Regions from separate parts of the Homo sapiens genome. Here region 2 is linked to region 1. Evidence: chromatin contacts called from ENCODE Hi-C or POLR2A ChIA-PET data. All regions are on one chromosome and are shown on one strand. Each heading gives the region's core, a stretch centred on a gene start or an enhancer-like site at or near the end of the contact. The rest is flanking DNA. Distances are from core to core; before and after follow the strand shown.

Region 1 (3,095 bases), core at 323-2,822:
AGAAGGGGAGGTCTTAGACTCTTAAATAACCAGATCTTGTGTGAACTAAGCAAGAACTCATCACCAAGGGGATGGTGCTGAACCATTCATAAGGGATCTGCCCTCACGACCCAATTACTTCCCACCAGGCCCCACTTCCAACATTGGGATCACATTTCAACATGAGATTTTGAGGGGACACACATCCAAACTACAGCAAATCCTATTGGGGGCAGAAATGAATCTGCCATACATAGGCCACACCTACTATGTGCTGACATGATACAGGGAGAGGAGTATCAGGAATGACTGTTGGGGATCCCTCTGCCATTCTCCCATGAGCAGACATCCCCAGGATGAGCTGAGGGGAATGCAATGAGCAGGCCAAACTCTTTCCAAGCTGTTTGACCACACCCACCTACCCCAGCACTCTCAGCCCCTGCCTGGTGCCCTGTGCTGAGCTGGGTGAGGCTGGGGAGACTGGTGAGTGAGGGCTGCCCTGCCCTTTTTGAGCCCCCAGTCTTCTGGTGAAGGAACATAGCAACATGGAGTGATTGGTATGGATGATGCAAAACCAGGGACATGGGACCCAGAAGTGCCCGAGCCAGCCTGGAAGGCCTCTGCCCTGGGCCCCGGGTGGCTGTTTGCTGCACAGCTCTCCCCACAGCCTGCCCCAAATAAACAGCTTATCTTCGTCCCTGAAAATGGTGCTCTCGAGTTCCATCCTTTTCAGAGCGGGTCCTCCCAGACTCCTCTTCCTGCATCCTCCTCCATCCCGCTTAGTGACACTTTGCCGTGGGTGGAGCCCCTCATTTGATCCTCAAGCCCCCGAGGTGGGTATTATACCTCGTTCGCAGGCAAAGGCTCAAGCGAGGTCAGTCTTAAGTTGCTGCCCACTGACCCGTCTACCAGTCCTGTCCTTGCGTCTCCATGGCTCAGGTCAGGGTTATCCTATCTGCTTCCCACCTCTCTCCAACACATGCACTCCCCAAGGCAGGCTCCATCACCGGGCCCCAGCCCCTGGCTCTCTCCTCCAACGCAGCTCCCCAGCCGGCCTGTAAAACCGAGGACAGGCTCCCGCCACGCCCTCGGCGGTCCTCAGGCCTTGGCGGTTGGGGAAGCCCGCCAAGGGCGACGGTTCCCCTCCAGCCCCACAGGCTGTGCAGCTCCGGCAATGAGTCTCCCTCAGGTCTCTGGGTCAGCCGGCGCCCCAGTGCGTGCCTCGGGGGCAGGGATCCCGGCTTTTCACTACTGTTAGTAACAGCTCGCGCGCGCTGCTTCACAGCAGGTGGGTGAGCCTACTTTTAGTCTTCCCATCGACACCCTTAGATGGCAGTTTTAACTTTCTCCCTACACACAAGGAGCTGCTATACATGGTTCCGGCTTGACGCGGATACCTAGTGACACTTGGCGGCCAGGCCGGGCAGACTTCCGGGTGGGTGATCCCTGGCGCTGTGCGGAGCCATTCGCTGCGCTGAAGCAGTGCGCATGCGCACTGGACGCTTCTTACCAGCGTCCTGACTACAATACCCAGGACGCACCCAGCCCGCCGCCTCTCGGAGCCCTTTTCAAACCGACCAATCGGCAACCCGCGTCTCCCGGCGCCGCGTTTAAATCCGTGCCGGAGGCGCGTCCTGCATCGTCTGCCGCTTTGGGTAAGGTGGGGTCAGGGTCGGGGGCGAGGCTTGCCCGGTGGGCCCGGTGCGGCGCGGTGCCCGCCGTTTTCGGGACGGGGAGGGGCCGCGCCCCGCCAGGAGCCGGGCCTGGGCTCGAGCAGGGGTCACTGAGGCCCCTCGCGCCGTGGTCGGGGATGCCGGGAGGTCTAGGGCTGCCCCCCAGGCAAACAGAGCCCCCAACACTCTGGCCCAGAAGCCGAGAATTCCGTTATCTCGTCTGATGGCGTTCGGGCTGACTCCCGGCCTGGCGGCACTCGGGCCCTGGGGTCCCCTGGGATGCGATCATTTCAGAGCGGCCCCCGCGCCGCCTCTCCCAGACCTGGCCGCGGCCTTCAGCTCTCTCTGCCTCTGTGAGCCGAGGGCTGAAGGAAGCCGGAGCCCTGGGCCCTGACACGTACTCACTTTCTGGCCCCGTTCCACCCTGCAGTGACTTCTGACAGCTCTCTCCATGGAAGGAGGCGGCGGCCGCGATGAGCCTTCAGCCTGCCGGGCAGGGGACGTGAACATGGATGACCCTAAGAAGGAAGGCAAGTCCTTGCTGCTGCGGCGCTGTTGTTGTTCAGGATGTTCAGTAGAGATGGAGGGTGATTTAATGTTTCCCTGAGAAATTCTTTCTCAAGTGCTCGACTTGTACTCTGCACCTGTGAAACACATGACATCTGCCTTCGTTTTCTGGTTTTCTTTCACCTCCTCCCCATTTTAAGTTTCATCACAGCCAGGATTCTCATCCGTTTTATTTACCGCAGTGCTCCCATGCCCTGAACAGCACCTAACACTTTGTGGGCTCTCAAATATTTATTGTATTGAATTCGATGTTTTCTTTTTTGTTTGTCGCTGGTTTCTGTTTGCTAAGACTTATTTAGGATCTTTGAGACCATGTTAATGAGTAAGCCTGGCCCCAAACCCCTTTCTTCTTGTGTCTTTGACTGGTTTGGGTATCAAGGTGAGGGTACAGCTTCACAGAATGAGTTACAGGCCACACCCTCTTTTTCTCTCAAAGCGTTTTTATTTATTTATTTATTTATTTATTGACGGAGTCTCGCTCTCTCACCCAGGCTGGAGTGCAAAGGCGTGATCTGTACTCACTGCAACCTCTCTCTCCTGAGTTGAAGGGATTCTCCTGCCTCAGCCTCCCTAGTAACTGGGATTACAGGCACCCGCTGCCACACCTGGCTCATTTTTGTATTTTTAACAGAGACGGGGTTTTGCCATGTTGCCCAGGCTGGTCTCGAACTCCTGAGCTCAGGCAATCTGCCTGCCTCGGCCTCCCAAAGTGCTAGGATTATAGGTGTGAGCCACCTCACCCAGCCTCACAAAGCATTTTGACATCCCTTGGGTAGTTTTCTCACACTACCCAAGGATCCTTTCTTTTTGAGACCAAGTCTCACTCTGTCTCCCAGGCTGGAGTGCAGTGGCATGATCTTGGCTCACTGCAACCTC
Region 2 (2,937 bases), core at 93-2,592, 290 kb before region 1:
AGCTCAAGTGATCTGCCCGCCTCAGCTTCCCAAAGTGCTGGGATTACAGGCATGAGCCACTGCGCCCAGCCCGGCTTTCTCATCTGTAAAATGGGTTGACAATGCCCACCCAGATAATGGTTGAAAGGACTCGTGAAACCACGTAGGAGGCACAGGCAGACAGGCACTTGTGGGGGTCCATGAATGAGCCTCAGTGCCAGCTCCCCCAGGCCAGCTTCCAGCCTTCACACTGTCTGGGCCAGAGGAGTCTTCCTAAAACAGAGGACTGTGTGGAGCACTTCTCCACAGAGAAGCCTCTTGCCTCAAGTCAGTGACACTGTCCTCCAGCCCCACCCAACTGTACATGTGCCCAAGCTCATCATACTTTTCCTCAAACCCTGTCTGTCAGGAAAACTCCTACTCACCCCGCAAAACTCCATGTGAGATGCCCACTCGCTCATCTAAAATGCCTCACAGGATTACTCTAAGAACCAAAGAAGAATATACATGTGTGAACACATGGGCATGGTTGCCAAGTGAGGGGCATCACATTCATGACTGTCCCCATTACTTATTAGAGCAACCATAACCAAGAATGCAGCGGTGGGCAGGAAGTGTTACTGGGGATAGGAATTAGCAGGAAGTTTTTCTGGCTTGGAATTTAAGCCCAACTTTGGCAGATGGCAGAATTTTCAGAGAGGAAAGGAGGAAATTGGAGGCTAGTGTGGCAGTGTTAAATATGGCTGCAAAGTCCTTGGTCCTTCTCCCATTGAAGCGTGGGCCCTATGGCCTCTCCTCTTGAATCCAGGTGGGCTTGTGACTACTTCAGCCAAGACAATGCGGCAGAAGTGTTGTTGGGTAACTTCCAAGGCTCACTCATAAAAGACCATATGGCTTATAACTTGGAGTCCTAAGTTGCCATCTAAGAAGGAAGTTCAACAACCTGAGACTTCCATGCTGTGAGGAAGCCCAAGCTCCATGAGGAGTCACATGGGGGTGCACTGGTTGACAGTTCCAGCCTTCCAGCCAGCCCAGCCCAGGCACCAGCCATGCGAATGCAGAAGCCATCTTGGAAGTGGATCCACCAGCAGCAGGTGTCCCGGCCCCCAGCCATTTGAGTTGTCTCGGGTGAGCCACTGAACCACACAGAGTAGAGTGGAGTTGTCCCTACTGTGCCCTTTCAGGACAGAATTCCTGAGCGTAATAAAGTGGCTGTAGTTTTAGTCACTGTTTTGGGGCTGTTTGTTATGCAGCACTAATTAACTAGAACAGGTGAGAAGATCAGAACTTCCTGGTGCTTAAAGCCAGCCACACAGCCCCTCGAAGCAAGATTGTCTTAATCTGGAAGTCAGTCCCAAGAACAGGTTCTCCCCAGTGCTCTCAGCATTCCCCACCCCAGCCTGGCCCATAAGCAGTGCTTGGGGCATGCGGGGTTGCTGGAGCACTCCCAAGCCACTCCCAACACCTGGAAGGAGCCTCCCCTCCTCAGGATTCTCAGCGGCGTTTGCAGCTTGGATGACTGTGGACCCAGAAGCTCTGGGGAGTTATCCAGGTTCTATGTGGCATGAGTATCCCTCTGTGCCTCAGTTTTCCACCCATGGAATAGGGCACGAAACTCATAATCTCTCTGATCCCTCTCGGCTCCTACCCCACCTTCCTGGAGGCCTTGTTCATTCTCATGTGTGTCTCCCCCACATCCTCTTACCCATGTGACTCTGCCTGCCATGAAAGCAGGAGTCATGACTGCAGTCTCACGGTTGAATGTTCTGCACCTGGCACCCAGCCTAGGCCAGAGGATGGATGCCACACCACTGGTGTTTTCTGAATGAATCAATGAGTCAGTCAATAAATGGAGTGAATGAATGAACAAAAGAAAGAACTCTTTCTATACTCACTCGATCCATTAATGTCCCCTCCCATACAATAAAGATTCCCTTATAGCAGCCCTAGGAGTCTACCCTTGCATGCCTCACATGACAGGGAACTCACCACCTTTCAAGATAGCCTATTTCCTGTTGGGGCAACTCAGGTCAGAGAGTATTTCCCTGAGCTGGCCTCATCCCTGGCCCCTCCCCAGGAGAGTGGCTGGGGGAAGGAGTGCCGGGGGGCAGAGGAAGGAGCCCTCAGTCCCCATGGTCCACAGAGCTTGCGTCTGGTGAGTGCTGAGAGCAGGTGGAGGGACTCCAGAGCTCCAGAAACCCCTTGGCTCTCTCTGTGCTGGGCCCAGCTGAAGTCCCAGGGTGGGCGGGGGCAAGACAGTGAGTCCTGCTCTGCCCAGGGCCCAGCTGGGATAGGGCCAGCGCACCAGGAGGTCCACAGAGGCAGAGAAAGCAACCGAGCGGGAGCGGAGCTGGGGCAGGACAGGTGGTCTGTGCTGTTTCCATGGCTCCGGTGCCTCTGCCTGCCTCACTGGCCTGGGAAAAACAAGCCGGGCACTGAGCAAACAGCGCCTGTGACCGCCCCGGACAAAGGCTGGGCTGTTTAGGCAACCGGACGGCCAAATGGGCCTCCCTGGCGGAACACCGGTTTAGACTGGGCCCGTCGGGGCTGAGTTGCCAGGCCCCACAGCCTGTCCCTTGGGTCTCTGGGGAACAAGCTGGGGCTGGCGGTGGGGACAGGGAGTGGAGGGGAGAGGCTGGGAGGGCCGGGGCAGGCACTACCCCAGTTCTGCCCTCTGGCACCCAGTTCCCTTGCCCAGCCATTCAGGAGAATGAAGACAGCAGGATCTCAGCGGATAAAGGAATAGGGTTTCTCTGTCCAGCCACAGTGACTGGGGCTCAGCAGCAACATATCCCGTGGGACTTCCACCCTCCCAAGGGGCACCCCCAAAGAGTGACCAGTCCTGGGCCCATGTGTGAAGGGTATTTTTGCTGCTACTGTGGACAGATGCTGTCTTCGGCCCCAAGCCAGGCAAACCCAGAATGCCAGAGTGCAGTGCGGGAGGCGGTCCTCCCCCAG

Evidence for each region. A loop is a pair of places that touch in the nucleus more often than their neighbours do. ChIA-PET counts read pairs that join two places held with the same protein, here RNA polymerase II (POLR2A). Pooled maps may share reads with other maps.
Region 2: a loop to region 1 is called in a map of mammary epithelial cell, with 5 times the contacts of the local background. The contact joins the enhancer-like site here to the promoter of GTSE1 in region 1. A Hi-C loop is called at or near these places in 11 of 168 maps with a recorded cell type or tissue (CD4-positive, alpha-beta T cell, CD4-positive, alpha-beta memory T cell, CD8-positive, alpha-beta T cell and 8 more), 5 of 37 single-sample maps with no recorded cell type and 16 of 50 pooled maps. POLR2A ChIA-PET finds 5 or more read pairs at or near these places in 7 of 52 experiments (CD8-positive, alpha-beta T cell, MCF 10A, PC-3 and 4 more).

The regions. Positions count from the first base shown.
Region 1 is chr22:46,295,298-46,298,392 of GRCh38, forward strand. It overlaps GTSE1 (G2 and S-phase expressed 1), which reads left to right and starts at 1,573. Exons shown (of 12, transcript NM_016426.7): 1 at 1,573-1,634; 2 at 2,083-2,182. The coding sequence starts at 2,104. It overlaps GTSE1-DT (GTSE1 divergent transcript), which reads right to left and starts at 1,363. Exons shown (of 1, transcript NR_024009.1): 1 at 1-1,363. RefSeq lists a silencer at 1,631-1,830 and an enhancer at 1,981-2,090.
Region 2 is chr22:46,008,934-46,011,870 of GRCh38, forward strand. It overlaps the pseudogene LOC730668. Among named protein-coding and RNA genes, the nearest start is that of WNT7B, 33 kb to the left of the region's middle. Within about 2 kb of position 1,343, at least 3 of the 41 ENCODE cell types and tissues checked have a DNase peak (open chromatin) inside an H3K27ac peak, as active enhancers do; they include PC-3, where a contact is called at or near this core.